Regions from separate parts of the Homo sapiens genome. Here region 1 is linked to region 2. The links are chromatin loops, found by intact Hi-C in ENCODE. Cell type or tissue: heart right ventricle. All regions are shown on one strand. Links, peaks and the distances in the headings refer to the core of each region. The heading gives the core; the rest is flanking DNA. Region 1 has its middle 60 kb from the start of LINC01179. Region 2 has its middle 88 kb from the start of TLL1.

Region 1 (5,390 bases), core at 74-5,073, 160 kb after region 2:
CTTAAAAAAAAATAGCAGCCCCTGCCTTGGGCTCCTGAAACATGCAGTGCAGAACAAAAACGAAAGCACAGGACGCCATGCAGAACGAGTGCTCTCTTCCGTACTACAATCATATCTCCCAGAATCTAAGGATCCATTTTATAAGTAAGAACAACAGTTGGTTCCTGTCCCATAATATGTCAAAGTATGTGGCTGGAAAGATGAAATATCAGCAGAATTAAATGGTACCCCGTGGGTTCCTGATAACTAGCATAAAATATATTTGAATCACTTGATTTTCCTTCTTCTGTGACTGGTTAGCAATGTAAATTATAACTACATTTTAGGATGTTTATGAGCTCTACTTTATACTGAGTAGAAGTTTGAACTATAACCAAACTCCTTAACGTGGTGTTTAAGATCTTTCATAATTTGACGACTTCTTACAGCTTTAATTCTTTCCCAGCTCCTCCCCTTGACTCTTGGCTCCAGCAAATCTGAAGCTCTTTCATATTAGGAAGAGCTGTGCTAAGTGTAAGGTTACAGCAGCTGGCCAAACACCATTCTTGCCTTCAAGAAATTAACAAGACTTATAAGTACAGTAACAGTCCCTATACAGGAGCACAGGACACCTAATCTAGTCTTGGAGTAGTAGAAGGCTTTCTAGGGAAAATATCTGTAGCAACATCTGAACAATAACCAAGGGTTAGGCGATTGAGGTTGTGTGGACAAGTATTCTTTACAGAGAAAACAGCCTGTACAAATTCTTGGCCGTCAGAAGTTCCTTATAAACATCACAAACATTCTTTAGTTTATCCACAGTTTAATTTGTCCATGGTTTCTAAGTGCCAGTTATCGTGGGTGAATTTAAAGTGAGCTGTCAATATGAGTGTTCTCCCCTGTATGTTCTCTTAAGTTTGATCAGTTTCCTATGCTCAAACCAGTTCTACAAAAATGAGAAACACACCTACAGATGTAAGACCGGAATGTTGTAGGTACTATTTTGTGAATTGCTATGCCCCAAGTACAGTATTCTTCCCTAAACAATAATGCCTGGCCCCATGTGGCTCTGTTAATTGTTTTATTTCACTCACTTTTCAAATTGTTCTCACTCTTCATTAGATTGAAAGCCTGCGATCTCCATAAATGACAAGTCCTGAAAGCAAACTTAGCTTTGAGCAGCTGTTTCTCTTCTGTAACTTTTTATATTTCATACAGTTCAGCTTCATTGGTCTCCCTGACAATATCCCCATTCAAAATACAGAAGTAAAGCAGAAACAATGTTATCAACCACACGTGCTAAAACCATGATGTTTCTCCACCTCCATATTGGCCTGACCCTTCTCATTTGTCATACCTTGGCCTCGTCTCAACTTCCTCTAGACATCCCCTATGCTATTGGAAAAATATGTTGGAGGAGAACATGGCAAAATACGGCCCTTCTTTGGCTAAATATACATGTGTAATACACATATATGTTCAGAAACTAAGTAGGCAGAACTAATTTCACATATACCACAGTGGCACCATATCTGGTCTCCATAAATGTCAGTTATGCAGAAGAATGAGCTTGGAGTTGGTCCAGAGACTAGAAACTCTTGTATGTTCAATTCTTGGCATTTTCTTTTGACTTGCAACATTATGTTTCACAAACATTTTATCCTTTGTGGCATTCAATTGTCCTCCTCTCTTAAGTGGCAATAATGGCTTCCTGGTGTCCATTCTCACGTTGTGTCTACTTCCCAATTTCTGTGTACAGTTTACACTGATTTTGATACGTGTTCAATTTAGAGAGAGGAAGGAAATATACGTACATGAGGAAAAAGCACAGCTCTTTCTGGTTTGTAAAACTACTTGATTAAAATCAGGATATGAGGTACATATTATATTGTCCATGTAAGCCCATTTTGATTGCCAAAATCTGATGCTGAAATATGCCCACATATTTACCCATCACTCGTGGCATTTACCATATACTCCAAAAGATAAAATACCGTGTTATAATGCTAGAAGTTTTGCTAGGAAGTATCTACATTCTTCAGTTTAAATTTTAAAATAAATTTCCTCTGCTAAGAATAAAGATACAAAAACATAAATCAGTAGACTTTTTTTAGTTCCAACAGTAAATAAATTCTGATTTTAATTACCTTCATTTGATGCCTGTTTTTTTAAAAAGAAAAAAACAATAAAATTAAAACAAAAATCTGTGGCAATGCTTTTCTTCAGAAGAGCTCAAAGAAATCTATAAATACTCCTTCAACCATTTCTGGTATTCTAATTTAAAATGTTCCATCATGCAAGACTTACAAACAATTGTTTCTTACAAAATTACTTCCCGTACAAAGTTTAGTATCAGCTCTTATAAGTCATTTCCTATGATTTCTGAATCATTTGGTGAATAGTTATGCATCTGTGCATAACTGAATGACCTAAATCACTTTAACTTCTGATTCAACATGCCCCTATTTCATTTTTATATTTAGTTCTATTTTCTTCCCAAGTTTCAATGTCAACATAGAGCAAGGATATTCATAAAAAGTCTTTAAACTACGGCTTTATTGTTTACTTCCTCAAATAAATTTTGCATCTTTTCTTCTGCTAAATTTCTGGTTTTTTGTCTTCTAAGCCATCTTAAACCTGCAGAGGAATCTCAAGATAGGTTGACTAGTTTGACCTCCTAACAAATGTAGGGATACCTTTTAAAATTCCTTGGCAGGTAATCCAGACTATGAACAGTTCCAGAACAGAGAACTCACTAAATCACAATCAAGCCAATTTCTTATATTCCAAAATCAAGACATATGTGCAATTCCCTATGCCTAATGAGAACAACCTACTCCAGGTCTCTGCATGGCTTGGTCTCTAGATACATTCAATTATTGGCTTACATGTCACATTGTCAGAGAGACTTGCCAATTATTCTCTATTCTCTTACCCGTCTTTATTTTTCTTTATAATACTATTACCTGACATTATACTCTAGGTCCACTAATCATTATCATATTAATTATATCATGTCATAGTGTATCATATTATTGGCCAATTACTAAAGGCCACAGAGAATATAAGCTGAAGCTCTAAGAGAGCAGGAACTGAGTTCTGTCATCATTGTATCCCCAGCCCCCAGAAATGCCTGGTATATAGGGAATACCAGGAATATTTGCTGACTGATGGAATGTTGAGCTGAAAGGGGCAACCCTATAACTTTCATCCACTGATCCAAGTTCTGCTTTTTTAGAATCACATAAGAGTGAACATTCTTCCACATAACAGCCAACACCCAAATATTTGTAAACAGTTTTCAAACCCTTTTCTTTCAGAACTATCAATCATACATCAGGCAGTAGAGAGCATTTTCAAGAGTATGATATTAAAATACGTTTTTTTCACATCAAAGCAAACAACCAGAGAAGTGAATTTAGGGATTATGAGTAGGGGTTTACGGATATTAGAGAAAGTACTGTGATTTGGGGTTAGAAGATGGAACTGGGCAACAGGGAAGGAATCCAGACTGTTGCTGTTTCTCTTATTTAAAGAATGTTATAAAGTGAAAATGAATTGCTAACCCGATACTACAGTTCTTTGACAGAGTAATATAAATTTCAACATGTTGAAAGAAGAGCCTCAATGTTAATTTTTTCTTGACAAAAGTTTTCCATTTTACATAGGGAATTAACATCTAACCCTAGTTTCTTTATCTGTAAATTGAGGAGATAGACAAGATTATCTTCAAATTTTCTGACAGCTTTGAAATTATCTTTATAACTAAATTCCACCTAGTGAATAAGTAATCCCATAGGGGACACAGTATTCTGCTGAGATTGGAGATGAGGAGCTGGCTGATGATCTGAGGGACATAAAAGCTCTGGAACTGAATGAGGAACTTGAAAGATAATAATAATAATAAAGAAGATATTAAGCATCCGTGGAGAACCTATTTAGAAGTACAGAATTAGAGTAGACCAACATTTCACAGGTTGGGGTGTTTGCTGATGCTATCTGGACCAGGAGGAGAGGGCACAGAGCGTGTCATGCAAGTGACTCGAGCCTGAGGCTGGGCAAAGCAGAGGCCATGAGATTCTAAGGTAACCATGAGAGTGGTATTCTGGTCATGGGTACATCTTGAGAGAGAAAGTACAGCCAGAAAGAGATAAATGAATTGGTCAGATTGAGAGAAATGAGACAGGGAGAGTAAATGAACATTTTCTTTCAACAAGAACATACATGGCAGGAAGCTAGAATATGCCCTCTAACTATTTACTCTGACAGATGACTATGATGTATGTCTGTTCTTTACTCCTTAACTCTTTATAATCAGTGCTGACTCTCAAAGTATCTTAAATACTTGTGTATTATAATTATTTCTAAAATCTCGTTCTTCTTTGAGGCATCTTAACTCTTATTCTGCTTTAAAATAATTCTGTATTTGGAAAATTTTCTCTATTTGTATTCAGGTTTCAATGAATGTCATGAAAATGACTAAAATTGGGTAGTTGCATATTATCCTGTATGCTTAGCATGTATAACTCAGCTTTTTAAACATTTTCATATAGCTTTTTTACTGAAGGAAGTATAGCATATTCTCCATAATCAATGATAATGGAAGAGGAGACTAGTATGGATAAATTAGATACACAAACCTCATTATAGTCAATAGTTTGAAGGTTCTCTTTGACAGATATTTACCAGACTTCCTAGCAGGAGCAAAATTATTTGGTTTTCAGTCTCTTTTGATTCCCAGAAAAGCAGGCAATCAGGGCTAGGTAAGGGCTAAGTGTGGATATTCTGCCACAGAGTCTATCGTATGTTCAGTGACGACATCCACCGGGCTCACCTGTGTGCTGCTCTCTTCCCTCCTGAAAAATCTTAATCCACTTTCTTTTCCTTCGGAATGTTAGCTGGCACTATTAATCAAGCAGCCTTCAGCACACTCATCAAGTTATTTTTATTTACATTCTTAATTTTCTCTTTAAATTATCTCCATCTTCTCTGGTTTTTGTTTAGTTTTGTTTGTTTGTTTTTTGAGATGGGGTTTTGCTCTTTTTGCCCAGGCTGGAGTGTAGTGGCGTGATCTTGGCTCACAGCAACCTCCACCTCCCCTGTTCAAGCGACTCTCCTGCCTCAGCCTCCCGAGTAGCTGGGATTACAGGCATGCGCCACCACGCCAGGCTAATTTTGCATTTTTAGTAGAGACGGGGTTTCACCATGTTGGCCAGGCTGGTCTTGAAATTTTGACCGCAGGTAATCCACCTGCTTCAGCCCCCATAAGTGTTAGGATTACAGGCATGAGCCACCTCGCCCAGCCTCCATCTTCTCTTTGGAAAACTGGTCCAGCACTGGGGTCTCAAATTTAACATAGCACCTTTTTTTTTCCCTCTCGCCTGTTTCTAAACCTCAAATCCTCTTTGCAG
Region 2 (5,390 bases), core at 308-5,307:
AGTCTGACAGATGTCCACTTGCTAATGAAGTTAGTTCAATTTTGATATTTACATTGGCATAATAGAAATGATAATTCATAATATTAATTTCCATTTACTGAGTGTATAATGTATGTCAGGCACTGAACACTTAATATAAAGTACTTTATTTCAATCCTTAACTAACCCATAAAGAAGATCTGGGGTTCAAAATGGTTAAGCTGCTTGCCCAAGTCCTTATAGCTAATGAGTGGCAGAACTGGGATTTCAGACTAATTTATTTGGCTCTAAAAAAATTCTGTAAAGTGTCTCCTGTTTTATTTGCCTATGGCATAAAATGAGATGTTTTCTGCTAAGTTTCAATTGGCTTATTTTATTAATTCAGTTAATCTACACAATATTAGCTAGTATTAGTAATTTAATTGGACAATATGAGTGCTCTGTGCATATGACTGATTAATAATTACTAATCAATATTTATCATTTGCTTTGGGTTGAATTCTGTCCCCCCAAAACCCATGTTTTGAAGCTCTAACCTTCAATGAAACTATTTGGAAATAGGGCCTTTTAAAACTTTCATTCTGTTTTTGAGATGGGGTCTTGCTTATTGCCCAGGCCAGTCTCAAATTCCTAGGCTTAAGCAATTTTTCTGCCTCAGTCTCTGGGATTATAGGTGTGCACCACCACAGCCAGGTTAGAGATAAGACCTTTAAAGAGATCATTAAGAGTAAATTAAGTCATAAGAATGGGACTCCGACCAATAGGATCGATGTCCTTCTAAGAAAAAGAAGAGACACCAGATATCTCTCTTTCAGAGACCACAGAGACAAGAAGGCAGCCATCTGCAAGTCAAGAAGAGAGAGCTTACAAGAACCCCGTTGTACTGACACCTTCATCCTGGACTTTTAGCTTCCTAAACTTTGAGAAAGTAAATTTCTGTCATTAAAGCCACCCATTTTGGGTGGCTTTTATTTTGTTATGGCAACCCCAGCTGATTACTACATCCCATCAAGCTAATGGGGACTTGATGACTTCTGAGGACAATGATGTTACATATGCAAAACCAGGAAAAGAAAGCATTGTGTTCATAGGGCAGAGCTTAGAGCCCTCTCAGATGACCTACATCTACCATGCAAATCCCTGATACATGACTGGAAAAGGCTAGTTTCTCTTTGGGATCAATTCAGACCTATTTCTTTCTGGCTTATTTCTCATTTGCTTTGCCTGAGGCTGTCAATAAGATATTTGTGATAAGAAAATATTTCTGGTAGACTCGTTCTTAGAATGGGGAACTGAGTCATAGAAAAACCAGCTGCTGAAAGACTCTGGCCAACAGTATATGCTCATGTTTTGTGCTTCTAGCTGTATGTTGCCTTCCATCTTCAACTCTAGCTCTTTACTTCATTGAGGGCTTGAAAAACTAGGATCCTACGGCAGCAGGTGGGCCGAGAGGAATGCACTATGGGTGAATGTCACTGGCCAGAGCTGTCTTAGCAGGACTCGGAGGACTCAGGCACAGGATTAACTTGGCTTCTTCGAGTAACTGTTTTCACCAGTGGAGTTTTTATGAGAGTCTGAGTATGTTTCGCTGGGACTGTAGTTGTACTTGTTTCTCTATTTGTACCCTACAGTAATGCGAAGGTTCTTAAAAAGAGATGAAGCTGGGTGATTTGCATTTTGAAATATCAGGAGGTTTTTGTTACCTTCTGCACTTCTAAAACATTTGGGATCTCTAAAGTGACCACGTTATTGTTTCCGATGCATCACAAAGTGTGAGAGAAACATTTCTCTTTCCCCATCTTCCATTTCTGGACATCCATCCCTTCAACATCTCTACTTTCTGAAACATTTTTTTCCCTCTCTCTGCCAACTGTAGAAGTCAAGGATAGTACAAAAACATTCAGATTGGGAAGCAGCCAGTGGATTCTGCTGCTAGGGATGTTCTGCCACTTGGGCTGTTTATGGAGTATCACTGTGCCCAGGAGCTGTCACCCCCTTCAGAGGGTGGGGAGAATATTTTGTTATTGTTCACCCGCATGATTCTAATTGCACAAACATAGGGTTCCAAGGTCGGGGACCTTTTTTTCCCTCTGTTCTAATAGCAACAATAAAAAAGAATTTGTATGTTAGCATCCTGATTCTTTGTAGGGGAAAAAAATTGTGCTCTGTTTTGTCACTGATGTTTATCTTTAAAATTAATTTTGTATGCTATGGACCACACCTAATAACTGCTACAGGGCTAATTCAATTTATAGAAATCTTATAGAAATCTTAGATAGATCGATGAATTTACATAAATTCTTCCTCAAAAATCCCATGCTTTACAAAACAGTGTACACAACAATCTTTCTAAAAAGAAATTGGTTTTTAGAATCACATCATGTAAATCCAGGTATAGCATGCCCCTTTGACTCATTTATTAATGCATGTTAATAGAAGATATTCAATAAATATTTGTTGATTACAAGGATAATTTTGAATGAATCCTGTGGCAAAGAAATCCCAGTGAAGTGTGGATATTTCCCAAGACACTACCCATCTGGCTTCAGTTTGAAATAAGCAGTGGTTAGCTTTATTGAAGGGACTAGACAGAGGTCACTAGAGGAGTCAGCCAGAATTTGGAAGTGGAATACTGCTGGCTCCCAGCCCTGTTTCTAGTAACTACTCCACCCTACTGTTCCCAAGAGAACAAATGTGCATTTGATAGCTGAGCAGGTGGCATGGACCACACTAATAAACAGCTCCTTTCCTGTAAGGGAGCACTGGACTAGGTTTATGGATTCATGAACTTTCCTGTGGGGAAGCCATTATGTCTAGTTAAAATTGTAACTGAAAACATCCGTCTCTATCAACTTCTCAGTAATTCTAATCTCGTTTAGTCCAAAGCCCCTCAACACTGCTCCCCTCATTGATTCAGTTGAGGGTATGTACAACCTGCTCCCAGGCTCAAAGACAGCATGAGAGACAACTGGAAATTATTCAGTTCATCTGTTTGTCATGAGGAGTGGCTGTGGATTTAGTCCACCTGCAAATTAATGCTGGGAAAAGGAAGCCACTTGGGGTTCAACAGGTCTCTTTCCCTGTTTTTTTTTTTTTTTTTTTTTTTTTTTTTTTTTTTTTTTTAATGTGTGTACTTCCTCTGCTTCTCTCACGAACTCCATAGCTTAGGAATTCCAAGCCATTAAATGAAATTAAGACACAGGCTTATTATTTATTTAGAGCCAAAAGGTTACAATCAACTCCCCTCCAACAATCAACCAATATCCTTTTGTTTACTGGAAATATAACAGGAAAACACTACCTTATATCTAAATGACTTGGGTGGGGAGGGTGGCATTTTCATAAACGCTTGTTGAATTTTCCTAATTAATCAGAAGCCTTTGGCACAAATCGTCAAACTGTTGAGGCTTGAGACCCAGGGCTGGCAGAAAACTTGTCAGCAGAAACTGTCTTTTGTGCAATCTATGTGCTACCTGGCACAAAAAGTACTTAGTAAATCTTGATTATGATTACATTACAATGGTTAATTAGCAGAGCTTTTCTTTGTCCTTACAAACTTCTTTAGACTCTTTGTCATTAATGAATTGAGGAATGAGAGTTTCCCTGGGTTTGTAGGCAAAGGAAAAAAAAAAAGTGAGAGAGTGAGTTTTTGTTATTTTCCAAAGGATATCCCTTGTGCTGACAGTATTCCATGGCGTGAGCCCCACAGTCCCAAAGCCAACCACTCAAGCTGGCCAAAGAAAACGCTGACCCTACTGGACTTGAGTAGGTCAAGGAGTTTTATGGTGAATGGAGAGTGACTGTAAAGTTAATCTCTTATTTATGTTACACCGTGATAATCCTGCCTAAGAGTAACAACAGCCACAAAAGTCAGGAAGTTAAAAAGAATTAACAGCACAAAAAGAGTCTTAGACCATCTTTTTGTTTTGACAGTTATTGGTGTAAACTTGACGGGAGGTTCAGTTGTTAAAAAAGCATTTTTAAAGTCTAGTTAAATGCTTATATCTTATAATAGCATATATTCTATTTAAAACAATATCAAATACTCTGAACTATAAAACTGTAAAAAGAAAAATAAATTTGTATATGCAAAATTTTTAAAATTAAAGATAAAATGGGCACCTTATTTGGAAAGCATTCAGAGTATCTCAGAAATGATTTAAGACTTTTTTTTTTCCAAGACTGGAGTTGAATTAAAGAAAGTGGGCAAGGAGTAATTTTTTAAAATGGGTTTCCAGTTTACAGTTATTTTATAGACATTTTCAGCAAGGACATAGTAAAAGGAAACATTTAAGCATATTATGAAGTACTGAGGTTAGATGAAAAATAATTTCCTGAAGGGATTTAGTCATTGGAATAAGTCACCAAAAGTAAGCTCTGAAATCTTTTTCTCTAGAGGTCGTTAAAAGCATGATACATTTCATCTCTCAAGGACAGAGTTGTATGTGAAGATGGATAATCACACTAAATAATTTCAATGAGAATATGAATTTTTCTGACTATAAGTAAAGATGTTATTTCTTCAAAAATGCTTAAAATGGAAAAAATTATTAATTAGTTTCCAATAGAGTGACTGGGAAAAGGCAGTTTTATAGGAGCTTCCATTGCTTCACTCAAAAGAAATATCTCTCAGCATATGTGTTGTTGTTGTGGCCCCTATAAAATCATTAACTTCAATTTTGGCTCTCTTTCTATGTGGATATAACAGTCCATGAATTCCTATTTGGAATCCCAAGCAGTTACATAACTTATTATATCTTGCCAAGATCAGTAATGTTTCTTATTGAGTAGTTTGTTTATAAGAAATAGCAATTGTATATCATAGGTGAAAAGAACCCAGAAAATAAGATTAGATATTAAAACTCTCATGGGATCATTTTTAGAGTAATTTCACCCATGAGAACATTGTTCACTAGTGAATGAAGACTGATTTAATTCCAGTGGTGTAATGTTATACTAATCTTAGAGATGCAATACAGCCTTCTGAGGGATTTATGTACCAAGAGCTATGCCACTGTTTCCCAGTAAAATAGATGAAAGCAACTCACAAATACATGGCTCATTCCTCTATACATCTCTGAAATGAATGGATAAGTGTGGCAAAGAAGCTATTGTCAGAAAAATAAAAGGAGAAAGAAAAAAGCTAAAAGCACACATGAGTGTAAGGGAAGCGAAAATAAGGAAATGCCAGGTGAACAGACAAAGAGGAGTGGTCCCAGCAACATAGGAAGAGACAAAATATCATGGTGCCACATGGACCCAGCGAGGAGAAGTTTCAATAAAAACAGGGGTGCACACCTGACTCAAGGGCTAAAAGAAGCCAAAGAGATGAGGACTAAGTATGACCATTTGACCTGACAGGACATTATCAAAAACGTTTGATGGTTAGACACTAAAGTGGGTAGAAGAGG

What was found. A loop is a pair of places that touch in the nucleus more often than their neighbours do. Peaks named below come from ENCODE experiments on the same cell type or tissue, not always from the same donor. Only the 100,000 strongest peaks of a DNase experiment are listed, where the experiment ranks them.
Region 1: a loop joins it to region 2, with 1.8 times the contacts of the local background. A loop is called at or near these places in 2 of 110 quality-filtered maps.

What each region holds. Positions count from the first base shown.
Region 1 is chr4:165,622,439-165,627,828 of GRCh38, reverse strand. No RefSeq gene overlaps it. Among named protein-coding and RNA genes, the nearest start is that of LINC01179, 60 kb to the left of the region's middle. In heart right ventricle, for the core only: no CTCF peak of the experiment used is centred there; no DNase peak of the experiment used is centred there; H3K4me3 peaks cover 360 bases.
Region 2 is chr4:165,782,127-165,787,516 of GRCh38, reverse strand. No RefSeq gene overlaps it. Among named protein-coding and RNA genes, the nearest start is that of TLL1, 88 kb to the left of the region's middle. In heart right ventricle, for the core only: no CTCF peak of the experiment used is centred there; a DNase peak (open chromatin) is centred at 2,636; H3K27ac peaks cover 854 bases.